3 separate regions of the Homo sapiens genome follow, and regions 1 and 3 are each linked to region 2. Evidence: chromatin contacts called from ENCODE Hi-C or POLR2A ChIA-PET data. All regions are on one chromosome and are shown on one strand. The core of a region is the stretch at or near the end of the contact, and the rest is flanking DNA. Distances in the headings are between cores, read along the strand shown. Region 1 holds the start of KMT5B (lysine methyltransferase 5B). Region 2 holds the start of RBM4 (RNA binding motif protein 4). Region 3 has its middle 4.8 kb from the start of LINC02736.

Region 1 (2,766 bases), core at 262-2,761, 1.6 Mb before region 2:
GTGCACGCCTATGCCAACCTCAACTTCTTGGAGGTCCTCCGCACCCGCTTCCTGATTTATTCTGCATTTTTCACCCGAATGCTGAAAGAGGGCTCTGGCTCAAGCCCTGACTAGTTGTCATAGAGGTCACGGAACTCCCTGTGCCTCAGTTTCCCTAGGTGTAAAGTGGCACCCACATGGCCCCCACCTCCGGGGGTCGTCCTGACGCGTGAGAGGGAGGATGCGCGGAGACCCTGGGCAGCCCCGCAGGGGCCGGGAGCGCGCTCATCGTTCTGTTGTCTGGACTACAAGATCGATGCCCAGGCAAGCTTCGCAGCTCCCCGGCTCGCAGGCGGCCCGGTCCCTCAGGATCTCCCCGCCAGCCCGGGATCCCCGAGGAGGGATCGCACGGCCAGCGCGCAGGGCACACCCGGAGTGGAGCGGAGCACGGCGCGGGGCACATAGTGGGTGCTGGGGGCGGCGGGGCCCGCGGGGGGCCAGGCCAAGGCGCGCCCGCTCTCCTCCTCCCTCGCATGCTCCGCGCAGGAACGCTCAGCCTGCCCACACGGTCTTAGGGTGCATCTGCTGCCAGTGACCCCCATTCCCACAACAAAAACGCTCGTCTGCCCGGGGCCACCTCCCTCGGAGCAACTGGGACGCGCGGCGGGAGGGGGGGGGGTCCCCTTCCCCAGGGCTGCAGTCCGAGAGGCTGGCTCTAGAGCCGTCCCTGGTAGGGGCAGGTGTGCAAAGACCCAGGGCCCGGGACAGCTGCCGCGGTCCCGCGGGGACCGGGACCGGAATGCGGTCGCGTAAGGGCCGCAGGGGACCCTAACGTGGCGCCCGCGGGGCGCGGGCGACGCCGCCTCAGCCGCGATTTAAAGGGCAGCGAGGGCGGAGGGATCCCAGCCGCCTACCGGCCGGCCGCGAATCCCTCCGCCACGAGGGGAGGCGACGGCTCGCTCTGAATCGCCCTTTGTCCCTCCGCCGTCGGGAGCGCCCGGCACAGAACTCGCTCCCCGCGCGTGCCCGCGTCCCGCACAGAGCCCCGTGGAAGCGCCGCGGCGGCTGGGCCTGGCGGGAGGCGCGCGCACACTGTGGCAGCTGCGCCGCACGGTGTCCCTCCGCCGTCGAGGCCGCGGCCTTCTTTTCGTATCCTTCCACCGTGCCCGGGCGGGGTCCAGGCGGCTCACCGGGGGCGGCGACGCGGCGGCGGTGCGGGCGGCAGGGCAGCGGGGCGATGAGGTGAGGACGCCCGGGAACCGGAGGCGGCACCGCGCGGCGCACGGACCTGGGACGCGGAGTCCTGAAGCCGGCGGACGGTTTTCGTACGGGCGGCCGTGCGCGAGGCGAGGTGAGGCCCCGGGTGGCGGGGCGCGGGGGCGGGCGCCGGGGGCGCAGCGAGCCGAGGCCGGGGGCGCGGGGGGCGCGACGGCGGCGGCGGCGGCCGGTTGGGGGCGGGGGGCTCGGACGCTGCGGGGACTCATTTTTCCCGTCAGCGGAGGGAGCGAGCGGTGCTGCGGCCCGCGCCGCCATCTTGGATTTTACTCTCCATTTTTCTCTGGAATTATTTTTGGTGATTAATTTTCTGGGGGGGACTGGGACGCGGGGCCCGGCGGCGCGGCCCCGCATCGCAGCGGCCGGGCAGCGGGGCCTGGGACGCGCCCCGAGGAGGAGCGGGGCGGCGCAGGCGGTGAGTCGGGGGAGGGGCGGGCGCCGGCGAGGGTGTGCGGGGGGCGGCCTCGGTGACGGGGCGGGCAGGGACGTGGGGGACCGCGGGCCCAGGCCGGTCGCAGGGCTCCGGGGCCAGGGCGGGTGGGGCCGGGGCCGGGCGCAAGCGGCCGGGCGCGGGGGGCGGGGCTGCGGCCGGGCCGGTGCGGGGCCGGCGCGGGGCCTGCAGTGGTGGCCGCGGCCGGAAGGGAGCGGTAGCGGCCGCCGGGCAGCGTCGGGGCCGGGCCCGCGGCCGCACGAGGGGAGCAGCCCCGCCGCTCGCGATTGGGGGACTCTGTTTTCCCTTTTCTCCAATGGGCAGCCGTGAACCGTCTCGCCCAATCTGCTCCCACTGCCGCGCTGAACTTTTTGTTTTTGTTTTGGCCCGAGCGCATTTCGGAGCCCTCCCGAGCTCGTCCTGCAGCCCACCCTCCTCCCCGACGGCGCCCCTGGCCGTGGCCCGGCGACCCCGCGGCCGCTGCGTCCCCTTTGTGCTTTATCCGCTCTCCCTGCGTCCCCTGGTGTGTGTCTGTCCTTCCACGTATTCGCGGATGATGTGCACCGTTGTCACCTCCGCCTTGGAAGGAGGAACAATGACAACTCGATGCAACTTGCTGGATTAAGATAGAAACAAGTTGGGTGCTGAGAAATTCAGTCTATTTGGGTTTATTGGACCCGGGTCTGGAACAGTAACTTAACGATTTATTAAGTGGTGGAACTTTCGGAATACTGGGGAGGTGAACATGTGTTCTTTGAAGTTAATTTTTAAGAATTTGCCAAATGAAATTTACCTGGAGTGGGGGGAGTTTTCCTTAGAATAGAGGGCAGGTGAATTAATTTGATTGATTGTGGTTCTTTGTGATGTGGACCTTTTTCGATTTAAACCAGTTTGATATAAAGTGTAGTTGAGGATGGCCATACAGGTCTGAACTTTGCTGTGTAGGATCTTTAGAGGAAGCAGTTGCCAGCTATAACTTTTTTCCTTTAGTCTTTAATATTGAGAACACGCCTATAATATTGATAATTAGTAGTAAAAAGAAGTATTTTCAAAAGAGGAGGAAACCATTTTTACCTGAAATA
Region 2 (2,785 bases), core at 279-2,778:
CAGCCAGCCAACAGCTGTTATCTTTACCAAACCTCTCCTTTTACTTATCCAACCATTTTCTGCACACAGCCTTGTGTTCAGCCCTCTACCCAAAGAGGGTGGTTCACCTTGAAACTCTGTGTTATCAAGGCCCCTGATGGCCTCCACTGCATCCTCTGCCCGCTCCATGTGTACGAAGGCATAATCTTTCACGATGTCACATTCGATGACCGGACCATACTCCTCAAACTTGGCTCGAAGCTCCTTATTGGTGCAGGTGGGACTGATGTTGCCCACATGCAACTTTGTTGAGGTTTTGCTCTTATTCTTGCTGGCTTCCACGTTGATGTTCACCCCATGAAGCTTGTAATGGTGCAGGTTGCGTATGGCATCCTCAGCTGCCGTCTTGTCTTCTATGTGCACAAAGCCGTAATTCTTAATGATGTCACATTCCAGCACCTTCCCATACTGCTCGAAGAGTGAGCGAATCTCCTGCTCTGTAGCCTCCCGGGGCAGGTTTCCGATGAACAGCTTCACCATCCTGACAAGAGCCTGGGAGAGAAAAACAAGACATCTGACAAAAGACCTCAGGCCCACATCCGTTCACAAAAGACAACGACTTTCACTCTAATGTATATTTCCAGTTTTCTCTCTCACACGCCTGCACACACACCTCCACACAATAATCAAATGGAAGTGGGAGTGAACTAAGGCCTGCTATAGTAGCCGCCATGAACCTGTAAGAATAAGAAGACGTCTGCAATAGGGAGGTCCTTAGTAGACAAAGGGTTTGGTAAGAACCGATACCTTCCAACAGAAATGGGCATGAAAGACAGCATATGAAGAAATGGGGGTACTAGGCTTTTCTATCCACTAGGAGGACAACAGAAAACAAAAGTCTACTAGGCTTGCTGACTGCCTGCCTGAAATTATCAACAGGCTTTTCCTCACGTAGGAACCAAAGCAGCCATCATTTCCGGGAAAATGGGCCTTGTAATAGCTACATTTGAGTTTCCTTTGGAAGTAATGAACGCGCGACTCGGATCAGACAGCGAGGAGTGGGAGATAAAGGAAATACTGGAGTGGTGAACGCCTCTCTCGGGGCACCGTCCTAGCTCCTGCCGAACACTGAAATGCGCGGCCGCGGAAAAGAGCTTCAGATTCATTAACCAGACGATGTCTCACGGCCCGAGAAATTCCCGAAACGAGAATGTAACTGTCAGATATAAGGGAAAGGGGGTTATCCCAGTGGAAATCTCGAGGCTCCAAGAGCAGCCATGTCGGGCGCGGGACAGGGTGGGCGAAAAAAAGCAAGGTATTCTCAGGGGGCGGTGGGGGAAGGGCTGCTCCCGGCTTACCGCGCAATGCCGAGGACCGAGGTCGGCTCTCAGTGACGGGTGTGGAGACTGCGGACCTACCAGGACACCCCCGAAGCCCAAGGGAGTGAGAGAAGATTTAACACAGTACAAGAAAGGCAGTGGAAAGGCTCGGAGTCTCACCCGCACAGAAACCAGCAGGGCCTCCTCCTCGCGGCGCGGACGCTTCTGACAAAACGCTAAAATGGCGGCGGCCGCAGCAGTGCTCTGAGTAGAAGGGGGAGGTGAGCCTACAACCGGATTGGCCACTCAAGAAAGTAAAAGGCCGGCGTTCCCTCAGATCCTCTTCCTGATTGGTTACCACGGACGCCAATTACCTAAGAGGCCGGCAAGAGGTGGAAACGTCTGTAACCTCGGAGCTTTTATGCGAAAGCCAATGGGCACCAACCTCGCGAAGCCGAACTCGCTGATTGGGCAAGAGATCAGCGTGAGGGCGGACCTACAAACGTGGGCTTCGCCGGCGGGGTGCGGCCCGCCATTAGGCGGAGCGAGCTAGAGCCCCGGGGTAGCAGTCTTTAGCTTCATGGCGCCAACTTCGTTAAGCTTCCACATTTCGCCACCTCCACGTGCACAGCCAGACAGTATTCCGCGCTCCATTTTGCCGTTCACTCTAGGTGTCTCCCTCTAACCTCCCAAGCACCACCCCCCCTCGCGGCCAGGACGCTGTGGAAATAGCTTATGCAGGCACATGCCAGGGAAGAAAAACAACGAAGACCCCCCCCAACCCACCACCCACCACTTCAGGAAACCAACCTTCTCCTTGGGCCAGCAGTCCACACTGTAGCCTTGAGAGTCCCGGAGCTCCCCCAAAATCAAACCTCTCACAGGTGGTGAAAGGACCTCTGTAATGGCCTTCCAGAAGTAGGCCCGGCAGGAGGCTGCACTGTCCAGGAGACGCTGAGGACAAGTTCCCTCTGGGAACCAGCCTCCCAGGGTCCGCGATGAAGAAACCTTTCTGAGACCATGGAGATTTAAAGTATACCCCGACCCCACCCTGAGAAAAAACTGGAGCAGCAAAGGTTTTTTTGTTTTATTTTATTGGGCGCCATCAGCCAGAGCTGTTTTAATCCCCTAGAACCGACTTTAGAGGACAGAGCTTAGTCACAACCAGCTGTAAACAAAATACAAAGTAACATTCTCCAGAGGGTCCAGCTGCTGCCTCGTTTTCTCTCATCCTTAGGCTGCTTCATATTCATTAAGCAAGCAACTTTAGTCAAGACCCTTTGCGAAGCAGCTTTTGAAAAGGGTTAAAAGGTGGAGTGCAGGGACTGGATGGAAGAACTTATAACACGAACAAAACAGGCTAAAAGCAGTGCAGAGTTTATGAGGAAAGGGATCATCAGGAGTGAAGATGACACAAGTACCACACACCACCATCCAAAGCAGCTTCTTCACCACCACCCCCGCCCCAAAAAGAGAACGGTTTCATA
Region 3 (2,700 bases), core at 72-2,571, 1.1 Mb after region 2:
GATCTTAGGCCTCCTGGCTGTACCTTCGAGAAGGCGGGGTGCTGAAAAGGACTAAAAGGGCAAAAATTTTGCATCCAGCCTCCAAGCATACAGTCAGCAAGGCCCTACCTTAATCCTCCTGACTCAGGCCAGGCCGGAAACCTCCAGAGAATGCCAGAATCCACTCCACCCCTTCCCTGATTGGCAAGTCCAGTCAGGCTTAGTCAAGAGACAAGCTTCTGAGAGATCCGTCATCTACGGCCCTGGAGCCCAGAGGCCGCAGTGGCTGAGTCTTCATGGCACCTGGATTCCTCCCAGGCCTCCTTTGATTTTATCTAATCCTGTAATTTTTTCTTTAATTCTGCATTTCTAGAGCTCTCTAGAAATGCAGGTCAGAAATGAAGGGCAAAGACAGTCCCAAGAAAACAACTTTCTTGGTTTTTGTTTTTTTTTTTTTCCTTGAGACAGTTTTTTGCTCTTGTCACCCAGGCTAGAGTGCAGTGACGGGATCTCAGCTTACTGTAACCTCTGCCTTCCGGGTTCAGGTGATTCTCCTGCTTCAGCCTCCCAAGTAGCTGGGATTGCAAGTGCCTGCCACCATGCCCGGCTAGTTTTCATATTTTTAGTAGAGACAGGGTTTTACCATGTTGGCTAGGCTGGTCTGAAACTCCTGACCTTAAGTGATCCGCCTGTCTCTGCCTCCAAAAGTGCTGGGATTACAGGCATGAACCACCACACCCAGCCCAAACTTTCTTGTTTTCTAAAGATTTTAGGAATTTGCAGTTCCCAATCCCATCCCCTGGCTGCCCACCTTCCCAGAGCCGATTTCTGGAACAATGTGACCTTCCGTAGCTGCTGCACAAACTTAGGCTCCCTCACCTACTGTGACCGCCCCCACAGCAGGAAAAAACCTACAGAGATGATGCAGCTCAGAGCTCTATGATATGGAAGACAGAGCATTGTTTTCTAGGGGGTTTTGGACAGCTAATAATTTACCCTGTAGAACATGTAAAATTATCCCTTGAAACCCAGCAGACAGGCCTGTCACTTCACAGAGAGCTGAGGGCAATTCCAGCAAGAATGAGTTACAGAAACTAGAAGTGGCTGTGTCATTGACCTTCCCAAAATGATATGCGGAAGAGGCAGCTGGGGCCTCTTCCATCACAGCCCTGAATCACCAGGGCAGGAGGGTAGGGGAAACAGATTCTCTCTTCCTGAGACAAGAAAACATCTTCTAAATGTACCCACCTCTACTTCTAGCAAGCATTCCTTGTTAGATAGAATCCTCTTTCGGGGAGGGGAATAAAGGAGAAAGTGTCTTTTTTGTTGTTGTTGTTCTTTCTTAGGAGAAAGTGTCTTAAGAAAGCAATTCCCCACCCCCTGCCTGAGAGTTCCAGGCTCCTAGTTCCTTCCTTGGTCTATTTGCTGCGTAATGTACTTGGCCCTGGGCCCTGAAGCCTATTGGTGGATCCTCCCGAAAGGCCTGGCTGTGGCAGCCCAGCTGTAGCACTGTGGGCTGTAGGAGGACAGATTGACATCGAGGGGCACAACTGGGCTGTCCCCCATGCCTTCCTGGGGGCTGCGTCTGTAGAACCGTCTATCCACTCCATGTGCATCTTTATTTTCTGTAACGTGTATTGAGTGCTGTGCCTCACAACAGCCCTGTGGGGGAGGTGGTGTTGCTTTCCCCTTAGACGGATGAGGAAACTGAGGCAAAGAGCTGTCATTTGCCAGATCACTAGAGCCTGGCACACAGTAGAAGCTCCATGTGTGTCTACTGAGTAATGACTCAATGAATACATTGGAATAGTATCTTTTTTGGAATTTATAACACACACACACACACACACACACACAACCAGAATACTGAAAAGCTCCCACAGGAACAGATCATTCCACAGGAACAGATCATTCCACAGGAACAGAACGGATTTAGACTTGACGTAAATTCGAATGCCCATCAGGATGGAGTGGAATGGGACTGAGCTAGCTGTACTGCGTGGGAAACTGGGAACTGCTTTGCTCTGGAGGTCTGTTCAGAACTTCTGAACCAACTGCCATCCACAGAGACAGGGGAGAAAACCCAGAGGCCACCTGTGGTTTCCATGCAGCTCTGATGGAGCATTCACCCCTCTACCTCCTACCCGCCCCCTGCCCAGTGCAGGGTAGTGAGCCCGGCTCAGCCCTTGCTGTCCTTGCCCCATGATGAGTCACCGCGGGAGACGCCTGCTGAGTGAACCTTCCCAAGTGGCCTGAAGGAACAATGAAGCTCTCAGGGAGTCGCAGCCGCGTTCTTGTGTCCCTGATCTTTTCAGTCATGCTTCAGGTCCCTGGCAGATGTTTGTATTGGCCTGGCACACCCAGCATGAAGCTGATTAAACATCCTCCATGAGCATGCTCACACACACACACACACACACACACGTATATTCATTCTTCCTCATGCAAGTGTGGCCCACATCCCACAGACACACATCTCCTGGGACAAGGGGGTAGCGGCCACAAGGTTTCAGGCACTTTGTCGGGGTGTGTTTCTCAACAATGCCGGATTAAAACAGAAGCCCGCAGAATGACAGGGCCTTCTCCTGAACTGGTAATAGTGGATCAGAGCCACCCAGTGTTTGAGTGGAATAAACCTCTAGGTAGCAAGTTCCCATTCCCACAGGTATCCTCTGGAAGCTGGGTGACCTTCCTAGGGTTCCGCAGTATCCCTGCATTGCG

The links. Hi-C counts contacts between places; a loop is a spot of excess contacts on that map. ChIA-PET counts read pairs that join two places held with the same protein, here RNA polymerase II (POLR2A). Pooled maps may share reads with other maps.
Region 1: a pooled map shows a loop between it and region 2 (27-fold over the local background). The contact joins the promoter of KMT5B here to the promoter of RBM4 in region 2. A Hi-C loop is called at or near these places in 3 of 50 pooled maps. POLR2A ChIA-PET finds 5 or more read pairs at or near these places in 3 of 52 experiments (GM10248, T-cell and activated CD8-positive, alpha-beta memory T cell).
Region 3: a loop to region 2 is called in a pooled map, with 6 times the contacts of the local background. The contact joins the enhancer-like site here to the promoter of RBM4 in region 2. A Hi-C loop is called at or near these places in 1 of 50 pooled maps. POLR2A ChIA-PET finds 5 or more read pairs at or near these places in 3 of 52 experiments (OCI-LY7, WTC11 and activated CD4-positive, alpha-beta T cell).

Annotation. Positions count from the first base shown.
Region 1 is chr11:68,212,041-68,214,806 of GRCh38, reverse strand. It overlaps KMT5B (lysine methyltransferase 5B), which reads left to right and starts at 1,511. Exons shown (of 11, transcript NM_017635.5): 1 at 1,511-1,669. RefSeq lists silencers at 530-669, 780-1,219, 1,805-2,274 and an enhancer at 131-833.
Region 2 is chr11:66,637,446-66,640,230 of GRCh38, reverse strand. RBM4 (RNA binding motif protein 4) reads right to left here and starts at 1,528. Exons shown (of 4, transcript NM_002896.4): 1 at 1,479-1,528; 2 at 108-531. The coding sequence starts at 519. All of the region lies in intron 1 of RBM14-RBM4 (RBM14-RBM4 readthrough), which reads right to left. RefSeq lists enhancers at 652-1,363, 1,230-1,599, 1,364-2,077.
Region 3 is chr11:65,491,497-65,494,196 of GRCh38, reverse strand. No RefSeq gene overlaps it. Among named protein-coding and RNA genes, the nearest start is that of LINC02736, 4.8 kb to the right of the region's middle. RefSeq lists a cis regulatory region at 64-306, enhancers at 45-339, 585-714, 206-717, 718-1,228, 2,065-2,359 and silencers at 45-339, 2,034-2,535. Within about 2 kb of position 1,321, at least 37 of the 41 ENCODE cell types and tissues checked have a DNase peak (open chromatin) inside an H3K27ac peak, as active enhancers do; they include OCI-LY7, where a contact is called at or near this core.